Linked DNA regions of Mus musculus: region 1 is linked to region 2. Evidence: chromatin contacts called from ENCODE Hi-C or POLR2A ChIA-PET data. All regions are on one chromosome and are shown on one strand. The core of a region is the stretch at or near the end of the contact, and the rest is flanking DNA. Distances in the headings are between cores, read along the strand shown. Region 1 holds the start of Zfp219 (zinc finger protein 219). Region 2 has its middle 7.9 kb from the start of Rnase13.

Region 1 (4,049 bases), core at 1,326-3,825, 91 kb after region 2:
ACCATCCTGTTTGAAAGTAGGGAAATAGGAGCAGACATTTGTTAGTTGCTTGTTTGGTGTGTGTGTGTGTGTGTGTGTGTGTGTGTGTGTGTGTGTGTGTGTGTGAGACTGAACCCAGAAACACATGCGCAGTAGGCAAACACTAGCCCTGGGCTAAAGCCTCAGCCCCCACCCCCATAAGTTACTCAGGATGGTCTTGAACATATCCTGTAGCTCAATCAGGTCTTGACCTTTTGATCCTCCTGCCTCAGCCTCCCAAGTGTCGGGGATTACAGGCCTCCACTAGTCCTGTGCCTGAGTTTTGTTTTCAGCTAGGTCGTAGGTGGAGTTTGAGTTTGCAGTGAGTCTCCCAAGCTGGTCAGGGCTGAGCTGGCTCACTGGTAGGTGCGGGCCATGATGATATCCAACACCTTCAACCTGATCTTGGGCTTCGTTGCGGTGGTGATAGAGGTGATGAAGACAGCCTTGGGAACTGCCTCTATGGACTCCTCCCAGGTACTGGTAAATGAAGGCGGAAGGGCAGAAGAAAACAGGGGCTATACCCACAAAAGCATCCTCACCCTACGACCTGCAGTCGACAGGGTTGCTGGTGCTGGAGCTGAGCGCGGAGGCCTTCACCCTAGCGGGAGTGCTGGTCTCCACATATGCCCTGTTCTTGCTGAGCCAGAGGAAGCCTGGATACTTCAAGAGGTCAAGGCTGCAGTACCGGGAGCTACAGGAGGTAGGGGGTACAGGGAGGAAAGCATGAAGCAGCCAGCTTCCAGCTAACTTTTAATCTGGCTGTCCTTGTCTGTAGGCTTAAGAGCACATAGTAGGGCCGTAGGGAAGTGAAGGGCTGAAACTGATTGGCTTTCTGGCATTGGACGTTAGTTCCCTAATGATGTTTGTGAAAGAATTGGGTATTTAATGACTGGAGCTACACGCGTGCATAAACGTTAGGAAGCTGCCATAATGTACTATTGGAAAGACTGGAAAAACTGGAAGGGGGTTGCTTCTACCCGGGGTTTCCCCTTGGTTGACCCCAAAATTTGCTCGCATCTGTTTTCAGGGCCTCTCTGAGATGGAGGAGGTTTCTGGTTTGGAGAATGGTCCCGTGGTGGCTAGCACAGGAAATAGGACGGATGAGTGAGTGGGCAAGACAGGTGCCACTGTCCCCCTACGCCAAGGGGGACATCTCCAGGCACTTCTGCGTCTTGCACCTCCCTTGGACTATAACTGGACTTCCCCCAGAATGTGCCTGAAGCCCAGAGTGCCCTCAATTTCCCCTCAACCCAGGCCCATTTCTCTTCTCTTCCCCACTAGAGGGAGATAATTTCTGGACTAGAGACCTCCCTCACCTCACGCCTCGTCAAGCAGCTTCCTCCCTTGCATTCTTCGACTTCTTCCTCCCTGCCTCTCCATCCAGCTTCATTTCACATCTGCCTCCTCTCACTGTTCACCTTTCACAATCCCATCCACTCCAAGCCGGGTTGCTGCACCAGCCAACCCAGAATCCGCGTCGGTTGTGCTCCAGGTCTCCCTTGGATCCGGGTCCTGCCTAATTCACCCGAGACTACAAATCCCAGGATGCCCCGCTACCCCGTGACCTACTGCAAAATAAAGAGCCTTCCCTCGGCGGCGGGGGCGCTGTGCATCTGCTGAGTGACGCCAGGCGCTGGGAGCAAGGCCTAGCCGAGTTTTCCTCGGACGCGACCACTGGCCCCGCGTGCGGGGAGGCGCCGGGAGGGCCGTCGCGCACAGAGGCGCCGCCACCGCGGCCAGGTCACCGCCACCGGCTGCGGGTCTCTAGCCCTCGTGCCCGCAGCTGCCGGTACTGACAAAGGCTGGGGGTCGGCGCCGGGCCAAGCCGCGCTTCCCCTGGTGCTGCCGCCGCGCCCCTCGCGCGAGTGCCCAGGTTCAAAGTCCTGAGACTTGGAGCGCGCGCGAGAAGGGGGTTGGAGATGATGAGTCAGAGGCGCCGGCCCTCCTCGCCCCCTCCCCCCCGGGCCGGGAGCTGGAGAGGACAGGCTGGCTGGGCAGGCGGGGGTACCGACCTAAGACTTTCCCGCCTCTAGCGAGCACGCTGGTGGACCGAGCCCGCGTGGCCGCCACCCTTTCCAAGGCGGGAGCAGGACTGCGCAGGCTCAGCCTTTCGGCCGCCCCCGGCGGGCCTTTGATCCCTGCAGCGGTACGGTCGCTGAAGCTCTTTTTGTACTGTGCCCACACCACTTATGACCTCTGCAAGTGTACAAAGATGATAGACTCGGTTGGTTTGGGGGAGCGGAGAAAGCCCAGGAAAACGGTGGATCCCAATAGCACCGGGGAGAGGGGGGACAGCTTAGTAGCTGCTAAAAAGTAGAGATTGACTAGGCCTAAGAGAACTCACCCCAAATTCACATAGTGCCCGGGATGGGTGTTCGCCTCACATTCATTTTTGTTCCCACTTGAGAAGGCTTCTTTTCCCTAGAGAATGCTGCTTCTCCGGGCTCAGGCAAGCCCAGGTACCAGTGAGGCTAGAGCGCAGCCTGGCTGGCTTGCCTTGACATTGCAGTGGCGCCAGCTGCAGATCCTTTCTGTTTGTGACACCTTGGGAGTGGTAATAGTCGCCCTATGACAAAGTTACGTGTGAGTATTAGTGGGTGGAGACAGATCTGGGATCAGGCTCTGGAATGGAGAGAACGCAATCCGGGCCTCCTCCATGTTTTCTCTTCCCCCAATCAAACTGCAGGGATAGTGAAGGGCTCTGAGAAAAGAATATTTTTCTTCAAAGTCAGGACGTAGTGGCCAAAGAAACTATAAAGAGAAAACAGCAATTAGCTGTCTTCCAGCTTTTACCGCGGTAATCGGAAACCTGGATATTGCATTCTGCATCTTAAGAGAAACTCAAGGACCGTATAAATGGGTCTCTTAACAATGCTGAACACTCAGGGCCAAAACCTCTGGTTTTATTTCTCATTACTTTGTGTCCAGAATAACCGACAAGGGCCTTTGTTCATTGTAAATTATTAAGATCCTAAGATGCTGGAGGCTCAATTTTTTTTCCTTTTCTTTTCTTTCCTTTTCTTTTCTTTTCTTTTCTTTTCTTTTCTTTTCTTTTCTTTTCTAAAAGGCAGGGTCTCACATGTATCTTTGCCTGCCTGGAACTTGCCATGTAGACCTTGATCCACATGCCTGTAAGTGCTGGAGTTAAAGGCACGTGCCACTCACCATGCTTGACTGAGCCTTACTGTATGAAGACCCTACTGTGTCACCATAAGTTTGCCTCCCCCACTACATCGTGAACTAAGTGTGAAGAATTGTTTATGAATTCTGCAGTGCTGCTCGCCAAATGGATACATGTTAACTTCCATCACAATTGGTTGGCCAAATTAAGTCGTAAAGCCTCACTCAGTTTCCTGGGGAAGATACTATAGAATATGAGGGGGAGCAAACAATTTAAGGAAAAGGTTGGAAATTTGTGGTGAAGCTTGAATGGCTCCGCAGTTGGGATTTGTCTACTAGCAACCATGCCTATTTCTCCTTGTTTAGTTCAGTGAGCTTCCGTGTGAAATTCTTAGTGGGAGAAAAACAAGACCAGGCGTCAGGAGACCTAGATTCTGGCTCTGTTGCTTGAGCGCATAAGATCTGTCTGAACTACACTTCATTTGCATGGCCATTACACCATGCTTCTTCTGCTTATCTTACTGAATCATATGGCGAAAATAGAGTCATGCACAAGACCTCTAAAATGATGAGGCCCTTGAGAGGTGGAAAATAAATTGTCTAAGAAGGCAGATAATGGTGTAAGTGAGTGAACTAGATTGCCTGTGAAGTGAGAACTGCTGGGAACTCAGCAGTACACACTGCTAAATGGATGTCTGTCCTCAACTCCACCAGCTACTGCCGTGGGCAGCTCTGGCTCCGGTAGTGCCATGGTTTCCGGATTTGAATAGAAGTCAGAAATTTAGAACACTCTTATTTTAAGTATTAATAATAAAAAAAATGTTTTTTTTAATTCAAGGGTCAGATTCAGCCTATAGTTCAGTAGACTGAAGTGTCAAGTTCTGCATTATGCAAATAGATGGCAAAAA
Region 2 (4,263 bases), core at 14-2,513:
TGGCATCAAACTCACAGAAATCTACCTGCCTCTGCCTCCCAAGTGCTAGTGTAAAAGGCAGGTGCCCCCATGCCAGACATAATTTCTTTCTTTCTTTTTAGGTTTATCTATACATAATTTGTTTAAATTATGTACAGGTGTGTGTGTGTGTGTGTGTGTGTGTGTGTGTGTGTGTGTGTGTGTGTGTATGCATGTAGGTATGTGCACATGTGCACAGGTCCTCTTGGAGGCCAGAGGTTTAGGAGCCCCTGGAGCTAGAGTTATAGACATTTGTTAGCTCTCTGATATGGGTGCTAAGAACTAAACTCTGGAAGGTTAGCAAATGCTCTTAGCCACTGAGCCATCTCTAGCCCCTCATCCATCCCCAAAATCATATTTCTTGAAGGCAGAAAATAGTATAGGGATGCAGAGATGAGAAAGATGTCATCTCTGCCAATTGGAGATAGAGCTCTGTTGGTAGAGTTTTCCCCTAGAAGACAAAGTCCGAGGCTTGATCCTGAGCAGTGGTTGTGGTGGGACACACCTGAAATCCCAGTCCTAGGGTGGTGGAAGCAGGAGAATCAGGAGTTCAAGGGCCATCCTCAGCTACATAGCAAGTTCTAAGCCAGCCTGGGGACCCTGGGACCAGTCTCACTGGACAGTCAGAAGTTAAGTGGCATGAAAAAATATTATGAAAATCATGTCTGCCTGTGGCTGAGACACTGAGTGGGAGAAAAGTCAGAGACAAAGTTAAAAGGCAGGTTTGCCCGATGGTGGTAGGCCTGAGTTTGGCCTAAGGAACTTATTCTGGATATAAGTAAGGAGTGTGGCGCTAGAAAGAGTTTAGAGCACAGATCAACCCGGTAAGCCCCTGACCCTAAGACCAGGTCCCTCTCTCCTATGTCCTGACTGGTCTAAAGGTCTGGGAGCCAAGGATTCTAACCTTTGGTCAGGGCTGCCTCCTCCAAACTCACAGCTGTTCCAGGAAAGGTCATGGGAATTCAAAGACCTGAAGAGAGTCCCACAGCTGACCCCAACTTCTCAGTGTTTCACTTTCTCCAAATATAAAAATGAGCCTATTACCCTTATTTATCCAAGATCTACATTAGGCTGACAGAACTTGGATCGGCTCTAGTCTGGAGGGAAACACTCTCCCATGGGCTTCCCATTGGTATCTAGAGGCTGTGTGGAACTCCGGAAGAAAGGCTTGGCTCTGAAGGGTAGGCACCAATCCAGGTCTAGCCTCTCTCTCCACCCCCTTGCTCCCTCCCAGTGCAGGCTGGAAGAAGAAGCAGCTGTTGTGCTGTGGGGGAACACAGGCAGGGATCCACCTGGCACTGGCGGAATTTTCACAACACCCACCCCAACTTTAACAATATACACATAAGCACATGCACGTGCACGCACACGGACAGACAAACAGACAGATGGATGGACAGCAGGGAAGAAAGTTGGGCCAACAGCAATGACTAGTGATAAAGGAAACAAGGAAGCCAGAACTTGGGCTTTCCTCCGTCTTCTGCTCCGCCGTATTTCTGCTCCGCAGTCTTTCCTTCCCAAGGCTGTCTGTCCTCTTTCAGTTTTTCCTCCTTTTGCCACTAGGGCCATGGACGCAAAGTGTCAAAATTGTTCTAGCAAGTGCAAACTGAAGCCGATCAGGTAAGTTGGACAATTTAGGCCAATGCAATCAAATAACAGAGGCAAAGGTTTCAACCTGAATTGTATAGATGTAGGTGTCAACTTTCCTGTTTCAATTTTTGTGTACAAACCCGAAGCTCTGCTTCTTTTCCCTTTGACGGGAGAGACTGGCAGAGCTTTGTTTATCTCGGCAGAACTTTGTTTATCTCATTTGCACGCAGTAGGCAGGCAGCCTCTGGAAAGCCCAGAGTAGTCTTAGGAGCAAGTAGCTTTAATAACGACAGCCACACCGCAGGTCATGGCTTGGAAGCATCACACTTTGACAGAATTCGAATTGCTCAAAGGCTTACAGCCCCCTGCCCCCTCCTCTCACCCTAACTTGCACTTCCGGGGGCAAGACTGCACTGAGCTGGTATGAATTTGGTCCACTGCCTACTTTAAAACATGGATTCTGGGGCTTAGAAGATGGCTCAGTGGGTAAAGGCATTTGTCACCAAGCAAGGCAACCTGAGTTCAGTCCCCAATGCCCACACAGCAGGGCAGAGTGACAATACAGACTGCAACAACTTGTCCTCCGACCACATCACCTCCTTTCTCTCTTTCTCCTTCTCCCCCTCTCTCCCTCTGCTTCTCTTTCTCCCTCTCTTTCCCCCTTCCCTCTTTTTCAATCAATAAATAAAATAAGCAGTCTACTTGTGTGTGTGTGTCTGTGTGAATCTATAGCAACTTGGTAGACTACTCCCTCCAGACACTCTGACACCCTAACAAAGAAGAAAGCAGTGTTCCTCAGAGCCAAACCTCTCCAGGGAAAACACCCTGAGGAGCGAGAGGCCTGTGTGAACTTGTCCCTAGTGCTGTTTTGCCACCTAGTGGCCTTATCGTTCTCCAACACCACTTGTTCTGATAGAAATCCATCTTTGCCCACAGCTGTGCTGTCTACCAAAGACCTCTCGAAACACATACTCCATGCCTTTGCTCAAAACCCCAGCTTCTGTAAGGAGGTGGACGAAGGGTGGACATGAGCGAAACACACTGTATTCATGCATGATGTTTGCCAAGGGTGCATATTTTTTAAATATCCCAAATATATAAAAATAAAGTATATGTTTTTTTTTTTAAATTCTAACTTCTGGACCAAAACACAAACTTCATAATTAACATGGCTTGTGTGATTTGACCACAGCTGTAATGCACGTGGGTTAGGTGACCTTTTTAACAGGCTCTTTACTCCTCAGAGTGAAGCTGCAGCTCTTCTCCTGGTTCCTCAGGTTTCTGCTGTGTGGTTCTCTGAATGCCCTGTGCACACACTCCAACTGGGCAGCCCACCTTGCCATTCCCCACCAGCACCCCAGGGCTCTGTCCCTTAACGGTGCTACAGTGCTGTTCTCTCCGCTGGGAACATCCAGACAAGCACGAGTTTACCCTCTCATCCTTATGTCTCTGTCCTAAAGTCACCTATTCAAAAATCTCTGCCCACCCTATCCTGTTCTACCTTTTTTTTTTTTTTTAATATGTAAGTACCCTGTAGCTGTCTTCAGACACTCCAGAAGAGGGCATCAGATTTCATTACAGATGGTTGTGAGCCACCATGTGGTTGCTGGGATTTGAACTCAGGACCTTTGGAAGAGCAGCCGGCACTCTTAACCACTGAGCCATCTCACCAGCCCGTGTTCTACCTTTTTATTCCCCAGCAATTATCACTTTGAGCAAAATTATATGTGCTTTCATTCTTTCCCCAGTATAAGGAGAGCTCTGTACGAGCTGTGTAAAGATTGGAATATTTGTCTTATTCATTAATACATGTTGTACCCAATATAGCTGCTTTTTTATAATGTGTTCATTGTGTTGGGGGATTGGATGGGGTGGTGGTGGGCGGAACAGACCTGACCCTAAGATTTTGAAATCACTTGTTTCTATATAAATCCTGAAAACATAAAATAGCATTCACCTCTTTTCTGGGTGTTCCTATCCTGCTAGCGATGCTTCTTGCCTCTGAGCACCCCATTTCAAGCTCTCAGGAGCTCCCAGAGCAGCATAGACACAAGCTGTACCCACCACAGAAGCAGGAAATATAAAACGAAGGAAGGGCCGAGGCCAGACGGTGATAGCATTTCAAATGTAAACACTTGGGTAATGTTTAAGCTCTGCAACTTTCTATAAAACAGAGCAGGCCAGAGAAGAACCGGGAGGGACTAGGTGCCATGTCTTGGTAAAGGAAGTGGCCTTGATCAGTACCCGGAACTAAGGAAACTTAGAGAAATAAATCTTAGACTAGCTGAGCCACTGCAGAAGGCACTGGGCACAGTGACTGACGGTTCATCCTTGTCCCTTGCTTCCTCCAAGTTCTCCAGGAGACAAGTCCTGCTTGACACATACCTGGACGACATGAAGTTGTGCAAGCTAACTTTCTGGACTACTCTGTCTGTACCACAAGTCAGAAAAAAAAAAGCAATCCTTAACACCACAGTGGGCTCTTCTCCAGATAATAAGCCAGAAGTCCTTGTAGAAGAAGATTAATGTCATTTCTCTCTGAAATTCAGTTGAGTTGACACCTGTGTCAGATGTCTTAATAAGAGTCACTAAAACCATGTGGCCAGGGGCCAACTATAGTCTTGAATGTGAGGATTAAAGATTCCTTATTGCTGA

Evidence for each region. Hi-C counts contacts between places; a loop is a spot of excess contacts on that map. ChIA-PET counts read pairs that join two places held with the same protein, here RNA polymerase II (POLR2A).
Region 1: a map of left cerebral cortex shows a loop between it and region 2 (2.7-fold over the local background). The contact joins the promoter of Zfp219 here to the enhancer-like site in region 2. A Hi-C loop is called at or near these places in 1 of 37 maps with a recorded cell type or tissue (left cerebral cortex). POLR2A ChIA-PET finds 5 or more read pairs at or near these places in 3 of 5 experiments (Patski and embryonic stem cell).

The regions. Positions count from the first base shown.
Region 1 is chr14:52,018,158-52,022,206 of GRCm38, forward strand. It overlaps Zfp219 (zinc finger protein 219), which reads right to left and starts at 2,576. Exons shown (of 5, transcript NM_027248.2): 1 at 2,366-2,576. It overlaps Tmem253 (transmembrane protein 253), which reads left to right. Exons shown (of 7, transcript NM_001033805.3): 5 at 385-495; 6 at 575-721; 7 at 1,049-1,630. The coding sequence ends at 1,129.
Region 2 is chr14:51,928,539-51,932,801 of GRCm38, forward strand. No RefSeq gene overlaps it. Among named protein-coding and RNA genes, the nearest start is that of Rnase13, 7.9 kb to the left of the region's middle. Within about 2 kb of position 1,264, at least 1 of the 3 ENCODE cell types and tissues checked has a DNase peak (open chromatin) inside an H3K27ac peak, as active enhancers do.